2 separate regions of the Homo sapiens genome follow, and region 1 is linked to region 2. The links are chromatin loops, found by intact Hi-C in ENCODE. Cell type or tissue: heart left ventricle. All regions are shown on one strand.

Region 1 (8,000 bases), 270 kb before region 2:
TCTCCCCTAACTCTCATTTTCACCTCCACTCTCTCTCACAGAAGAACTTCCATTGGCTCCCTCTTTCTGTCCTGTAAGCCTGAGTGCTTTAGCCTGAGTATTGTCACTTGCTGTTGTTGACTTTCTCCTTTAACTCAGCGATTCAGCCCCTGGTGTGCTGTGAGCGCTTATCCCTGCCAGCCAGCGTCTGCACACCCCGCCTCCCTTGTCCACAGTGCCTTCTACCCGCCACCCTCAGATGTCTTTTGAGTCCCCTCCCCAGGAGGACTCTAATCAGTCCTCCCCTTGGTATTCCCTGGAGCTGATAGCTGTAGTTTGCGCTTGTCACGTGCCTATCTGTGACTGCCCGCGTCTTCTGTGTGTGTGAGCCTGTGTGATGCCTCCCTCGTTGGGCTGGGAGCTCCCCCAGGGAAGGGGTCTTGGGTCACTTGTTGGATTGCGGGTTCCCTGATGGTTAGGGTGTTGAGGCGATGGGAGCACATGTCACTGGGGAACTTGGCCTCGGACTTGGTGCCCCTCGGACACCCCTCCCGCACCCTCCCCTGCTGGGCTACTTGGGAGGAGATAAGGGGTGGCGGGAACCTGAAGGGGCCCTGCCCACTGGAGCTGGGCCACCCCTGGCTGCTGAGGGCTGGACTGACGCCCACACCCACTCCTCTGTTCCCTGCAGGAGGAAGAGAATGGAGGCCGTGGAGGAGGTAAGGGAGGACTGGCGGGCGCTGGACCTGCACGGGACTCCTCTTCCAGCTCCTGTCTCTCCCTGTCCTCCCCTAAGACTGCCTGTCCTTTTCTGTGCCCCCCTCCCTTGACTCCTGTTCCTGCCTTTGCTCCTGTCTGTGCCCCTGGTCTGGCCCCCTCTGGGCACCTCCTCCTCACTCTCTCTGTCCTCCCCCTTTCTTTTCGCACATTTGTCTCCCTTGGGCATTTCCTCCACAGAAGTTTGCTGAGCTCGGCACACTGTGGGCGGCACTCTGGGGCGCAGATGGGTGTCTGCCACCTGGCCCCTGCCCTCAAGCTGCTCCCAGCCTAGAACAAGGCAGGGCAGGGCTGCAGGGCCTGGGGGCTGGTGGTGGGAGCGCTGAGCAAAGGCTGTCCTTGGAGGCGGAGACAGTGGAGTCCTGGTGGAAGTCAGGGATCCCCCAAGGTCTTTCTCTCATATGATGTGAGCCTGACTCCCCTTGCTGTGGCTCTTGCTCCCCAGAGGCCCCTGGTGGACACCCAGGCCCCCAGGTTATTCAAGGCAGAGTGCCTTCTCTGGCAGCCTTCCTGCTCTGCCACTGGGGCTTTCGCTGGGCAGCCATAGGACACTCCTGCATCCCCATCCAGAGGCCGTGATGAGGGAGGAGCCCGCTGACCTAGAGCGGCCCATTTCTCTGTTAGCTTAGAGTTAGCAGCACTTAGGAGCAGAGAAACTTTGTTGGGGTGCAATGCGATTTGTGCCCACCCTAGGGGCCTCGGACCTCTGCTTGGAGTCCCTTGAGCCTGGGGAAGGGAGGAGGTGGGGGATGTGAGTATTAGGTGTCTTGCTGGGTCTGCGGGAGTGGGCATCCCTGTGAGGAGGGCGTCTGACTCTGCCACATGTCTTCAGAACTGTTATGGCCTCTTGTATGGCGCCCTTTCCTCTGTCTCGTGACTTGTGTGTGCTGCACATGTGTGTGTGAGAATCTGCCTCCCCCACTGGACAGGGAGCTCTGGAAGGACAAGGGCTGTGCTTGTTCATCCTTTTTTTTTCTTTTGAGATGGAGTCTTGCTCTGTCACCCAGGCTGGAGTGCAGTGGTGCTATCCGGGCTCACTGCAACCTCCACCTCCCGGGTTCAAGCAATTCTTCTGCCTCAGCCTCCTGAGTAGCTGGGATTACAGGTGCCCGCCACCGCGCCCGGCTAATTTTTTTATTTTTTAGTAGAGACAGGGTTTCACCATGTTGGCCAGGCTGGTCTTGAACTCCTGACCTCATGATCTGTCTCGGCCTCCCAAAGTGCTGGGATTACAGGCGTGAACCACCGCACCCGGCCTTTTTTTTTTTTTTTTTTTTTTTTGAGACAGTGTCTTACTTTGTCACCCAGGCTGGAGTGCAGTGGCACAATCCCGGCTTACCACAACCTCTGCCTCCCAGGTTCAAGTGTTTCTCCTGCCTCAGCCTCCTGAGTAGCTGGGATTACAGGCATGCGTGCCACCACACACAGCTAATTTTTGTATTTTTAGTAGAGACAGAGATTCACCATATTGGCCAGGCTGGTCTCGAACTCCTGACCTCAAGTGATCCACCCGCCTTGGCCTCCCAAAGTACTGGGATTACAGGCGTGAGCTACCATGCCTGGCCTGTTCATCCTTTTTAGTGTAGTTTTTAGCACATGAAGAGGACACAGGAGGTGTTTACGGAGTGACTCTTTGTATGTCCCCATAGGTTTTCTTTCTCCCAGGTCTGTGTCCTCCTGTTGGGTTCTGTGCCTCCATGGACCTGTCCAGTGTCCTCGTGGATGTTTGAGCCTGTGCATGTTTGTGACCGGACGAGTGCAATCATTCTCTGAGTGTGTGTCCCCTGTGTGTGTAGCTGTGCATGGGTGTGACCTTCCCCAGCCACCCCCAGCTAACCTGGCTGATGCCCACTAGGACCCTCCCCCCGGTACCGCCTGGAGCCCATGGACACCATCTTTGTCAAGAATGTGAAGGAAGACGGCCCTGCCCATAGGGCGGGGCTTCGCACAGGTGAGCTGGCCCAGTTACCTGGGCTCTACTTTCTACCTTCTGGCTAGGATTTTATTCTCAGATCCAGGTGTTGGGGAGGCTCCTGTCCCCACAGTGTTAGCCATGCCTGGTACAGGGGTTCTCAGATGGGGCCTTTGATGCCCTTTGGTCACCACTCATGCGCTCCTTGTCCCCAGGAGACCGGCTGGTAAAGGTGAATGGGGAAAGCGTCATTGGGAAGACCTACTCTCAGGTCATAGCTCTGATCCAGAATAGGTGAGTGTCCCTGACCCCTCGTCCCATATTATCTCCCCTCCCCTTTGCCCTGGGGATGCCCTGGAGACCAGGATCCCTTCCTCCTGGACCCTGTTCCTTGACCCAGCCTGACGTTCTGCCTGTCTCTGTAGTGATGACACTCTGGAGCTGTCTATCATGCCCAAGGACGAGGACATCCTCCAGCTGGTGAGTCCAGCCCCTGTGGCCTGAGAGGAGACCCCTGAGCCCTGGGGCAGCACCGGCTCCCCTGGGAGGCAGAGAAGGAAGTGTTTGGAGGGCACAGGCCGACATTGCCCAGTTGGGGATGCCAGGCCCCTCCCTGGGCTGGGGCTGGTTGTTGCTTCATTCGGAGCTGCTCTGTGCTGGGGGAGCGGGAGACCTGGCCTTGGCAGGCAGGATTCCTGCCAGGGTATCTGGAAGGAGGGTGGCCCAGCAGGCTCTGCCAGCCTGGCACGTTCTTGTCAGCTCCTAGGAGAGATGCCTCTTCCCTGCACCCCCTCCCTGTCTGGCCCTGAGTGAGGGTGTCTCTGGTGGGTGTGTCCACACAGGCACCGAGCACACATCGAACACTGCTCAGCACACTGCACCCCACCCACCGTCATGTGCACCACACAGTACCCGAGCAGTACACAGCCACACAGCACAGCCCCACAGTCCCACCCTCTGTATAGCACGAAGCACACCACAACACACATGCAGCACCAGGCACGTGCCGCAATACAGACAACCACACAAGCACCCACTGCCACAGTTCACCCTCATACAGCGAAGTGCACCACAACACACACCCACAAACATTAAAACACGACACACTCACCAGCCCCTTGGCTCCCTGCAGTACAAACAGCATAGTACCTTGCACACTCGGACCTCCACAACTACACACCCACGCCGCACTATCACAACATGTATGCTCGCAAACACCGCGGCATCCTCCTGCCCATCTCAGCACGTGCGCCCACCCGTGTCACAGGACTCCAAATTTATACATTCGACACCTCAGCATACCTAGAAGACAGCATCCAGCCTGCCACACAGAGAGCGTGGCCCAGACACTGCACGAAGCAGGCCCTGCACTCCCAAGCATACCCTTCCACACACACACACACACACTCACACTCACACACTGCCTCTTTGTGCCTGGAGCCCCGGCGGTCCGCTTTGCCCAGTGCCCACCTCCCTGGTCTCATGGGTCCCAGCCAGATGGCGGCTTACTTGCCCCTGAGGTCACTGTCCCTGGGGAGGCCCTGGGAGCCGCTGTGCTGGCTTCTGCCTTGGACGCACTCTCCTAATCACTGTAATCACAGTGCCATGCCTGGCATGATGCCCTTCTGGAAACCTCCACCCCTGACCTCGATTGTCCCCTTGCTCTTCCTGGGGAGAGGGAGGAAGGAGGGGGGGATCTGAGGTGGACTGCTTACCCCAAGTCTCAAGGCCCTGCCTGTACAGCTCCCCCAGGCTGAGGCGAGGCCAGCTATGGGGCAGTGACAGGGTGGGACCCTAGGGTGTCCCCCACTCTCTCCAGTTGGCAGGGGCAAGGAGTGGGAAGGGCAGTAGCCTCAAGTTCTGCTGCCCAGGCTGGGGTGGGCTGGCAGCGCCAGATGACAGCATCTGGGGGCCTCCACTGGCCCCCGCATCTCTGCCAGCCGGAGGGTGGGGCCCAGGCATTCCTGTGGTTGGAAGCCAAGGCTGGAGGCCAATCGGGCCTCGGCAGCTGCTGACGCCACCACCGACGCGGCGAGGCCCCTCCACACCCATCCTCTCCTCCCTCCTCCTCCCGCCAGCCAGCCGAGAGAGAGTCGGGTGGGGGTGAGGGGGAGCCGCAGGGAGGGCAGACGGAGGGGGACCGGAGGCCCTGGCCAGGGCAACACAGTGGTCAGTGGCGGGGTTAGCCGGAGCTGGGGGTGGGCGGAGGCGGGCTGGGATGCTGCCGCCGCCGTGATGATGCCGGGAGCCTGGGGAGACGGCGGGATGGCAGGAGGGAGAGGTATGTGTGTGCCGGCCCTGTGCCAGCTGGAGGGGGCTGAGTGTGCGGGGGTGTGGTTTAGCTTGTCCTCATCACATGATGTTTGTGCCTGGGACTGGAGGTGTAGTTATTTGTGTGTGTTTCATTGTGTTCTACTGTGTGTGTGTGTGTCTCTGGGTGTGTATCTTCCAGTGTCTCCTTGTAGTGTGGTGTGTGTGTGTGTTTGGTTTCACCCTCCCACCCTTTGGTTCTTTGCCTTGAGTTAGGCTCCTGGGCAGCTCAGCAGGGGCCAGGCTGGGCCCAGGCCACAAGGCCGCTGTCCCTGGGAGCTGACTCCTTTTTTGGCTGGGCCTGGGCGCTGGCCCTGTCACTCCTTAGCAATGCAGCGTCAGCCTCAGCTCCCAGTGCCAAATTCCAGGCCCAGGGGTGGCAGAAGGTGGCTCAAGTCCCCTCCTTCAAGCCTGGCAGGAGGTGGGCAAACTCCTTCTCACCCCTGTGGCTCAGGAGCCAGCTCCCCATTCCCGGGGATGGAGGGACAGCTGGGCTCTGCCAGCCTCTGCCCCACCCAGACACACCCCTAGCCGGCTTTCTTCTCTCATCTGCCACCTTGACTGGTCTCGGTGGGGTTTTCCGGCTCCACCCGAGGAGCTTTGGGCATTGGTGGACATAAGGGGGCAGGCAGGCGGTGGAGGCCAGGACTGGGGGAGGACCCCAGGAAACAGATGCTGGAATGTTTGTGGCTAGGGCAGTCCTTGTCACAGTCTTAGCGAAATCCCACTTTTGCTGGAGTTTGCCTGCGTCTCAAAGGCTTCTTGCTTCTTCTTTGTTCTCTCCCTGGACCTGCCCTTCCACCCCCACCCACTTATGCCTCTCCCTCGTTCCCCCCACCGCTTGGTCCTCTCCCTTCATTTCCCTCCTGGGCTCCTTGACCTCCTCGGGCTGCCGTTCCCCTACCCTGTGGGACTTGTCTGGCCCTGCTTACCTGTCTCTGTGTCTCTGGCCAGGCCTACTCCCAGGATGCCTACCTGAAAGGGAACGAGCCGTATTCTGGAGAGGCCCGCAGCATCCCAGAGCCACCCCCGATCTGCTACCCCCGCAAGACCTACGCCCCTCCTGCCCGGGCCTCCACCAGGGCCACTATGGTGCCTGAGCCCACCTCAGCACTGCCCAGTGACCCCCGGAGTCCTGCTGCCTGGAGTGACCCGGGGCTCCGTGTGCCACCTGCTGCCCGTGCCCACCTGGACAACTCTTCCTTGGGGATGAGCCAGCCCCGCCCCAGCCCTGGTGCCTTCCCCCACCTCTCCTCGGAGCCCCGGACGCCCCGTGCCTTCCCAGAGCCTGGCAGCCGGGTGCCCCCCAGCAGACTGGAGTGCCAGCAGGCCTTGTCACACTGGCTGTCAAACCAGGTACCCCGCCGGGCGGGGGAGAGACGGTGCCCAGCCATGGCCCCCCGGGCCCGCAGCGCCTCCCAGGACCGGTTGGAGGAGGTGGCTGCCCCCCGCCCGTGGCCCTGCTCCACCTCCCAGGATGCTTTGAGCCAGCTGGGCCAGGAGGGCTGGCACCGAGCTCGCTCAGATGACTACTTGAGCCGGGCCACCCGTTCTGCCGAGGCACTGGGGCCAGGGGCACTGGTGTCACCCCGCTTTGAGCGGTGTGGCTGGGCTTCCCAGCGTTCGTCTGCCCGCACCCCCGCCTGCCCAACTCGGGACCTGCCAGGGCCCCAGGCCCCACCCCCGTCTGGCCTGCAGGGCCTGGATGACCTCGGGTACATCGGCTACCGGAGCTACAGCCCATCATTCCAGCGCCGGACCGGCCTCCTCCATGCGCTCTCCTTCCGGGACTCACCCTTTGGGGGGCTGCCTACCTTCAACCTGGCCCAGTCCCCTGCGTCATTCCCACCAGAGGCCTCCGAGCCACCCAGGGTTGTACGGCCGGAACCCAGCACCCGGGCCCTGGAGCCTCCTGCGGAGGATCGCGGCGATGAGGTGGTCCTGAGGCAGAAGCCCCCGACGGGCCGCAAGGTTCAGCTGACCCCCGCAAGACAGATGAACCTTGGATTTGGTGACGAGTCCCCAGAGCCAGAGGCCAGTGGGCGAGGGGAACGCCTGGGCAGGAAGGTGGCCCCTTTGGCCACCACCGAAGACTCTCTGGCTTCCATCCCCTTTATTGGTGAGTGATGGTACATGTGGCTGTCCTGGGGGACTTAGCTGTCGGCTGTCTGTGTCCTGCTGTACCCCATCTGCCTGTCTGCCATGGGCAGAATTCGGCTGGGTGCTGGTGGGATCATCTTGTTTCTCTGTCAATTCATTCATCTGTTCATCCATCCATCCATCTGTTCTTCCATCTTTCTTTCTGTTCTCTGTCATCCTTTCTTCCATCCTACCTCTCATTCATTTATCCTTTCAGCATCTTTCCACGCACTCTTTCTTTTTTCCCTCTCCCCATCCATCCATCCATCCATCATCTGTTCTTCCTTCCTTCTTTCCTTCCTCTCTCCCTCCTTTGTTCATTCATTTGTTCCATCCATTCATCCATCTATCCATCCATCTATTCTTCCTTCTTTCCTTCCTCTCTCCCTCCTTCTTTTGTTCATTCATTTGTTCCATCCTTTCTTCCACCCATTCATCCATCTTTCTTTCCTTTGACTCTTCCTTCCATTCTCCCATTCTTCCTTCCATCTTCCCTTTGTATCTTTCCCTCTTTGTCCTTTCCATCCACCCTCCATCCCTCCATCGACTCAACAGATATTTGTGTCAGGCCCTGTGCATGGCTCCATGCTCTCCTGGACTGGATGGCCCAGCAGAGGGTGTTGGACATGCAGGGACAATCCATTGGGATGGGCGTGTCGTGGGACAGGGAGCTTGAGGAGACGGGCTCAGAGAAGGGCTATGGTGAGAATCTTGGAGAAAGAACATTTGGGCTAAGACTTGAAGGATGAGAAGGAGTTTATCAGGGGAAGAATATTCAAGGAGAGGGAATAGAATATGCAAAGACCCTGAAGGGAGAGAGGCAGGACCCCCTTCCAGGTTGTGAGGACCCTTTCAGGCCCAAGGGTCTCATTAGTCACTGGGG
Region 2 (8,000 bases):
GCCTTCCCTAGCACGCAGGTGGGAGCCAGCGTTTGAGGGAAGGCAGCTGGACCCTGAAACCTGAGTGCCTGCATGGCTTTGAAATCTCCCTGTCCAAAGCTCACGGTCCTATGGTGTCCTGGGGAACGGTCTTGTTGGGTGGCATCAGATCAGCCTCTTGTAGAGGAAACCTGCCACACACACAGGCCAGTGGGAAACTAGGAAGGGTCGCAGGCCGGACGGTGCTTCCAGGGCTTGAGCTAACCCTGAGCCCCTCATCTTCCCTGGCCACAGGCCCAGTGGTTCCCTAGAACCCCAGCCAGGTCCGTGGTGGCCCTGAAGACCCCCATCAAGGTGGAGCTGGTGGCAGGGAAAACCTACAGGTGGTGTGTGTGTGGCCGCAGCAAGAAGCAGGTGAGACCCCTGTCTGCCTTCCTACTGATACCTCTGGCTAGGAACAGCCTGGTGTCTCCAGTGAGTTCCCACCCAGGATGATCTTATTCTTCCCACACATACCTGAGGGACACCAAGGGGGCTTGGGAACAAAAGGCCAGTGCCACCAGCAACCTTAAGCTCACTGCATCTACCCCTTGCAATGAAGCCAGAGAGACAGAAACTCAGTCACGCAGCCAGCCTGGTGTGGCCAGGCTTCCAGTGGGCTCTTCTGGAGCTGTTTGTTTCTCAGAGGTGCACTGCATGGCGAAGCTCACCTGGCCCTTCCCTGTCTCCTTCCAGGAAGCGCCTGGGCCACAGATTCCCAGGCCTTGAACCCCAAAAGCCTACAGCACCTGGTATTTCCTGGCGGTCTTCCATCCAAGTACTAACCAGGCCTGACCCTGCTTAGCTTCCGAGATCAGATGAGATTGGGCGCATTCAGGGTGGTATGGCCATAGACACATTGGGAAGAGATTCTGCTCAGGCTCTCCTGCCTCCAAAGCCTCCCAGCCTTCCCCTGTGCCCCTCTCTACTCTTCTTCCAGAAAACTCTTCCTTCTCAGTTTATGGGACTTCCTGGCCGCTTGCCACAGTTTGCTGTCTTCTCAGCTTCACTGCCTGCCCCACTTGCTTCCCCTTCTGCCCAGGAGCCTTTCGTCCCAGCAGGAACCTGCCCATATTGTTTGCCTCCCTGGCCCCTTTCCTTCCTGAGCAGAGCTCTGACTGGTATTCCTTCAAGCTATGTGGCATGGTGTCAGCAGCCCAGGGTCCTTGAGTCCCACTTAGGTCCATGCACCTCAAGCCCTCTAAGACAAGTTGCTGGTTTCTATTTGCACGCTTCTCTCATCTCCTTTCCATCCCACCCTAACTCCAATGTCAAGAGGCCTTGGTTCAGCCAGGCGAGGTGGCTCACCTGTAATCCCAGCACTTTGCGAGGCCAAGGCAGGAGGCTCTTTTGAGTCCAGGAGTTCAAGAACAGTCTGGGCAACAAAGTTGAGACCCCGCTTCTACAAATGCCTCTACCCCCACCAAAGACTAGCATGGAGGCAGGCCTGTGTTCCCAGCCATACTGGAGGCTGAGGAAGGAGGACCGCTTGACCCCAGGAGGTTGAGGCTACAGTGAGCCGTGTTTGCATCACTGCACTCCAGCCTGGGCAACAGAGTGAGACCCTGTCAAAAAAAAAGGCCTTGGCACCAGCTCTGCCTTCAGCTAGCAAGGCATGTCACCTTTCTGGGCCTGTTTCCATTACCCAGTCTCTGCTTGAGCGGCTTCTGGGATGGGGAGTACACTTCTGTGCCAGCCAGCCAGTTTGCTATGGGGCATCCCCTCCTCCTTGTAACCTTCACTCCCTGTCACGTGCCCAGTTATTCCCTGGAGCCAAACAAAATTGCTACCACAGTGTACTCTCCAGCCCAAAGAAGTTTTAACCCAGGAACATGGGAAGTAAATGAATTTCATGATCCAGTGGAGACTCAGAGACACACACACACACACACACACACACACACTCACACTCTATTAGTGTCCTGGCCCTCTGGGTGTCCCAGAGACTAATGCTATAAAGACTCTGTAAATACTTACCAGACACTTACTATAGGCAAAGTGCATCACGATCATATTTTATTTCCTCATACAACTCTACTCTTATCACCCCCACATTACAGATAAGAGAGGTCACTCAGTGAGCCTTGGCAGTCTTGCTCTGGAGCCTGTACCCTAACCACTGTGCTCCACTCCCCCTGAGCTCCTGCAGCCTGCCCTGCCCTGCCCCAGCAGGTGGGGTCAGGTCTTTGACTCCTGTCTTTCCCCCACCAGCCCTTCTGTGACGGCTCCCACTTCTTCCAACGCACTGGCCTATCTCCACTCAAGTTCAAGGCCCAAGAGACCCGCATGGTGGCACTCTGTACCTGCAAGGCCACTCAGAGGCCCCCGTACTGCGATGGCACCCACAGGAGTGAGCGCGTGCAGAAGGCAGAAGTGGGCTCCCCACTCTGAGGGGGCTGCTGCTGTCCAGCCACAGGTGGCCTTGGCTCCAGGCCTCTGACAGGCACCCCCTTCTGTGGGAAAGGAAACAGGTGCTGAGCCCAAGAGACTCTGGTACCCACTGCTGGCTCATGAAGGAAGAATTATTCCTTATAACCTAAAAGTCTCCAGTCTGGGGCAGGCGGGAGTGGGCCCTGGTTCAATGTTTGCTGATGGGGAAGATGGCAAAAACAAGCCTGCCCAACCAGACTGGTAGTCCTGCAGTCACTGCTATGAGGCCCACGTGCTGCCTCCTGCTCCAGATTTTAACCTCTCTGTGGGCTGGGGGCACCTGACCAGCCACAGGAGAGGGCAGTTCAGATTCATTCTGTATGGGGTCCCCAAGCCAGGCTAAACCCAGAGATGAGAGGCACCCTTCCCTTCTTCCCTCCACCCCAAAGAACTACAGGCTCCAGAAAGTATGCAGCATTTATTACAAAGCCAAGAGATACAGATGTCCCAGGGCAAAGGAGGGTACAGTCACAGGACCTCAGACACAGGACAAGGTGCAAACACAGACAAGCCCATCAGGGGGCTCCCAACCCCACACACCTACGCTATGATGGAATCTCGAGTCTCGACTCCCGACTCCTCTCAGATCTATGCACACTTGAGGAAATCTCGGTGGGCAGCGACCTGCCAGGGTCTGTCCCTAAGGAGGTGGTCCGCTGACCTCTCAAGGGGTGGGGGTGGGGTCAGAGCTTACAGGTTTCTGTCTTCTTGTGCTTTTAGATGCAGTTGCTCTGTCCTGACCAGGTGACCGGGCCTCAGCTGGGGGTGGAGGGGCAATTGGAAGGCTGTTTGCCTCTGGCAAAGTCTGGGATCTGTGCTTGTGTGAGGTTAACCCACCCCCACTTCCACTCTAGGCCCCAGGTGAGACTCCACCACCAGTCCTGCTAGTGAGGGTTCCCCGGTGAGGGTAAGGTTGGTGGGGGTGCAGCGCTTCACAATGCTAAAGCCTTAGCCCTCCTCCAAGAGCTGAGACCTCTCAGGGCCTGAATCTTCTTTTCCACAAGATAAATGATGCAAAGGCCACACACACAGGAAAAAAAAAAAAAGAGGCAGAACTATCTATTCTTTGCACAAAGTTTCCACTGCAAGAGGAGGAGGTGATGCAGGTGCCACCTCCACCCTGCACTTGCTCCTCAGAACCAGGGATAAACTGCATTTGTAAAAGGCACTGTTCTTAGCAATTTCTGGACATTCAACAACGTGGGGGGCGGCCACTGGTCAGAGGCAGGACAGCAGCCAAGATGGGGAGAGAAACGGGGAGAGAAAGAAACGATTCTAACTGACTCCTATATGCAGCCAGTTGGAATCATGCCTAAAGCTTTGGGTCTGAAGGGGCCCCCAACACACCACCTGCCTTGGGAAACAGCGAGGATGGTGCAGAGCTTTATTGAGACTCCAGTGGCCCATCCAGTTCATCTCCAGGCACCCCCAAAAACAGCAAATTACACAAGACCCCCCCCAAAAAAAATGAACACCATTTTCCACACATACACACACACATAAAGTTTGTTTCCTGTGGCATTTAAATTAATCTGGTTGGTCCATAGAAAATAAGTATGTATATTTGGTTTTTCCTATGTACATATATATATATATTTATTTATAAAACCCGCCCCCCACCCCCAAGGTGGGAAGAGCTGGGGAAAGTAGAAGAGGTGGAAAAAAGGGCCCAGAAAAAGTGGAAGGAGTGGAGAGGCTTGGCTGGAAGAAGGGAGAGGGTCCCTGGCCTCAAGTTAAGGGGGGCACGGGAGCGCCGTTGACAGTCATCTTGCGCCCCCTGCTGGTGGAGGATGGTGTCTGCAGGCAGTTCAAGCTACCCCCGTTGGCAGCTGTGGTGGCCCCACTGGCTGTCGAAGGGGGAGTGGGGGAGGTAGGGTGGGTGGCTGGAGGCCCATGGGAACTGGGAGAGCCATGGGATGGGGTGGCTGGGCTGGGCAGGGAGGAGGAGGTGGCTGGCAGGGTGGCAGGGCTGGGAGCCTTGTCGCTGACTGACTCACACTCGGACGCCCCGCTGGTGTTGGTGCCCTCGGAGGGGGTGGGCACCGTGGCTAGGGTGAGCCGCTTGCAGGCTGGCTGGACACGGTACTTGAGGGGGAGAGGCCCGTTCTGCGGGGAGAGTGGGGAGGAGAGACACAGGGAAGGGGAAGGTATCAGGAGACAGAGTCCAACTAAAGGGCCACCATCTCCACCCCACAGTGTCCAAACTCGAAAAAAGGGATGGGATGGGGCCTTGGAGAGGAGAGAGACAAGGATACAGGGTGCATGAAGACCCAGAGAGGGAAAAGGTCTAAGAGCAGAGACTCCGTCAGAGAGGAGACGGGAGAGAGGGAGGCAAACACACGGCAGCTGCCAGCACCTATTTCTGCCCCCAAATCTGGGGACACCGTCTGCCCAGGGAGCCTTGTCTCCTGAGCGGAAAGTCATCCGCAAGAGATGGCCCAGAGGCTGACCTGCTGTAGCAAGCCACCCTGGACATGCAGCTCATGGGATAAGGGACAGACTGTCTCTGATTACAGAAGGGTGGCCCATGTGGCCACAGACCTATGCCAGACCCTGTGGGAGTCTGCTCCCTGCCCGCCCCACTCGCTGGCTCACCCGCCGCCAGGGGTAGATGTAGGCGATGTCCATGAGGGTGTAGTATTCCTTCAGTGGCTCGTCCTCGTACAGAACCTCCACCTGGGGGAGGGAAGCGGAGGACACCATGACCCTGGCCAGCTCGGGGCTCCAGGCTGGGAATGTGGGGGACTGGGAGGCGGGGCAATGGGAAGGGTGGATTTACAGATGGTCCCTTATTTCTCTGGGATTTCACTGTGGATTTGACTTCCCTGTCAGAGTTGTTCCAACATAACTCCTGACCACCAGGCAGGAAGGGTTCCAGAGAAGTTTCCCCTATTGTTAGCAGCCTCTGGTCCCACCATGCACACAGCTGTCTGGGTCTCCTATCTCTGGCAGGTCGCCCAGAGGAGCTGAAAAGGCTCAGGGGGATCTCCTGGAACTCTGGCTCTCACCCCCAGCTGCAAAATGGAATCACCCAGGGAGCTTTAAAAAACACCAATGTGGCCGGGTGCGGTGGCTCATGCCTGTAATCCCAGCACTTTGGGAGGCCAAGGCGGGCGGATCACAAGGTCAGGAGATCGAGACCATCCTGGCTAACGTGGTGAAACCCCGTCTCTACTAAAAATACAAAAAATTAGCTGGGCGTGGTGGCGGGTGTCTGTAGTCCCAGCTACTCGGGAGGCTGAGGCAGGAGAATGGCGTGAACCCGGGAGGCGGAGCTTGCAGTGAGCGGAGATAGTGCCCCTGAACTCCAGCCTGGGCGACAGAGCGAGACTCCGTCTCAAAAAAAACAAAACAAAACAAAAAACAAACACCAATGCCTAGGCCAAGTGCGGTGGCTCAAGCCTATAATCCCAGAGCTTTGGGAGGCCGAGAATTCAAGACCAGCCAAACCAACATGGAGAAACCCCGTCTCTACTAAAAAAACAGAATTAGCCGGGTGTGGTGCCACATGCCTGTATCCCAGCTACTCGGGAGGCTAAGGTGGGAGAATCGCTTGAGCCCGGGGGGTCAGCAGAGGTTGCGGTGAGCCAAGATCCTGCCATTGCACTCCAGCCTGGGCAACAAGAGCAAGACTCTGTCTCAAAAAACAAACAAACAAACAAAAAACCAAAAACCCACCAATGCCTGGCTAGGTGCGGTGGCTCACACCTGTAATCCCAGAGCTTTGGGAGGCTGAAGCGGGTGGGTCACTTGAGGCCAGGAGTTGGAGACCAGCCTGGCCAACATGGTGAAACCCTGTCTATACTGAAAGTACAAAAATTAGCCACGTGTGGTGGCATGTACCTGTAGTCCCAGCTACTTGGGAGGCTGAGGCACAAGAATCACTTTAAACCAGGAGGTGGAGATTGCAGTGAGCCAAGATGATGCCACTGCACTCCAGCCTGCGTGACAAAGGGGAAACAAAAAAAGCAAAAACAAAAAATCAATGCCTGCATCTTACCCCCAGAAATTCTGACTTAACTGGTAAGATGTGAGTTAACTCATGAGATTTAACAGGCAACAGTTTAGGATCCACTGTCCTAGAGTGTGATCCATGGACCTTCAGTACCTAGGAGCTTGTTAGAAATATGGAATCTGGCCGGGTGCCGTGGCTCATGCCTGTAATCCCAGCACTTTGGGAGGCCAAGGTGGGGTGGATCACGAGGTCAGGAGTTTAAGACCAGCCTGGCCAACATGGTGAAACCCTGTCTCTACTAAAACTACAAAAATTAGCCAGGTGTGGTGGCAGGCGCCTGTAATCCCAGCTACTCGGGAGGCTGAGGCAGGAGAATCGCTTGAATCCGGTAGGCGGAGGTTGCAGTGAGCCGAGATCGCTCCACTGCACTCTAGCCTGGTGACAGAGCAAGACTCCATCTCAAAAAAAAAAAAAAAAAAGGAAATATGGAATCTACTAAATAAATCAGAATCTGCATTTTAACAAGATCTCCAGGGGACACATATACATTCAAGCTTGAAAAGCTATGTCCTGGAGCTCCGTTGGAATTTCAGACTAGCCTTCCCACAGCCAACCAGCCTGAGGAGGCCCTGCGTTTTTTGCACTCACCTCTGCCACAGTTCCGAGTGTGCAACATGCACACATACACACCGTCTTGGTCCCATGCACCACTGCACACTGACTTCAACACCCCTAGACTGCCCCCAATCTTGGTTTCAACCACCCTTCTGTTAACGCATGGGCTCAGTTAACCGCGCAAGCCCTGGGTGACACCTAGCCAGCTCTGACCAATGGCTGGGCTGCACAGACTGTCTGACACACCCATACACAGACACTCATTTTTTGAAAGGCCCAGGGACCCACCTTGTACTTGCTGGGCACATCCATCTTGTTGCGGAGAAACTTGGCAAGATGCATGACGGTCATGGCTGCTGGGCATCGCAGGAAGCGCACCCCTGTCTGCTGGGGCACAGGCACCCATGGTAGGGGATCCACCCCAGGCCACTCCCTCCCAGCCCACATTCCAGTCCTGGGCAGGCCCCAGCACTCACTTTCTCTTTGTCCCCATCCCCATTCTCCAGGGGGCCCTTCTTCTCGTCCCGGTCCCTGGGGACGGAGAAAGAATGAAGCTAGGAAGACCCAGGAAGAACCAGGAGACCCAGGAGGATGATCCCTCAATGGACACATCCAGAGAGGGTCCTGGGTGGGAGAAGGGGTTACCCAGACTAGGAACCCAGAAGGGGCCAGCCTGGGCCAGACTTGCCTGGCACCTTCGTAGAATTCGATGGAGAGGCTGACAATCTCATCATCACTCAGAGCCCCCTTCTCCTGCTCCAAGACCTCGCCGCGGTCCTCATTGGAGCCGTTGGGGACTGCAGAAGGAAAGAGCTCTCGGGTTGGCGGAGGATGTAGGAAGGGAGCCCGCCAAGGACCCAGAGATCATGAACTCAGCCAGGTGAGCCCAGCCACCTTCTGGAGAGGTGTGCGCGGAGGAGGTCAGAGGGTGAGGGGTAGCGCTACACACCTACATGGTCCCAGGCAAGACTGTGCACACACA

Evidence for each region. Peaks named below come from ENCODE experiments on the same cell type or tissue, not always from the same donor. Only the 100,000 strongest peaks of a DNase experiment are listed, where the experiment ranks them.
Region 1: a loop joins it to region 2, with 2.2 times the contacts of the local background. A loop is called at or near these places in 2 of 110 quality-filtered maps.

Annotation. Positions count from the first base shown.
Region 1 is chr17:38,460,235-38,468,234 of GRCh38, forward strand. It overlaps ARHGAP23 (Rho GTPase activating protein 23), which reads left to right. Exons shown (of 24, transcript NM_001199417.2): 3 at 671-698; 4 at 2,612-2,707; 5 at 2,884-2,962; 6 at 3,094-3,148; 7 at 5,933-7,097. Among named protein-coding and RNA genes, the nearest start is that of ARHGAP23, 36 kb to the left of the region's middle. RefSeq lists enhancers at 112-740, 4,598-5,389 and a silencer at 3,294-3,588. In heart left ventricle, no CTCF peak of the experiment used is centred here; DNase peaks (open chromatin) are centred at 3,377, 4,257, 4,687, 5,327 and 1 weaker place; H3K4me3 peaks cover 2,365 bases; H3K27ac peaks cover 4,478 bases.
Region 2 is chr17:38,731,047-38,739,046 of GRCh38, forward strand. It overlaps CISD3 (CDGSH iron sulfur domain 3), which reads left to right. Exons shown (of 4, transcript NM_001136498.2): 3 at 274-393; 4 at 2,230-4,559. The coding sequence ends at 2,409. It overlaps PCGF2 (polycomb group ring finger 2), which reads right to left. Exons shown (of 11, transcript NM_007144.3): 7 at 7,707-7,815; 8 at 7,495-7,549; 9 at 7,307-7,402; 10 at 5,044-5,124; 11 at 2,852-4,554. The coding sequence ends at 4,177. It also overlaps the pseudogene RNA5SP440. Among named protein-coding and RNA genes, the nearest start is that of CISD3, 4.7 kb to the left of the region's middle. RefSeq lists enhancers at 91-628, 3,877-4,404. In heart left ventricle, CTCF peaks have their summits at 2,965 (motif pointing right) and 4,222 (motif pointing left); a DNase peak (open chromatin) is centred at 4,235; H3K4me3 peaks cover 1,005 bases; H3K27ac peaks cover 1,796 bases.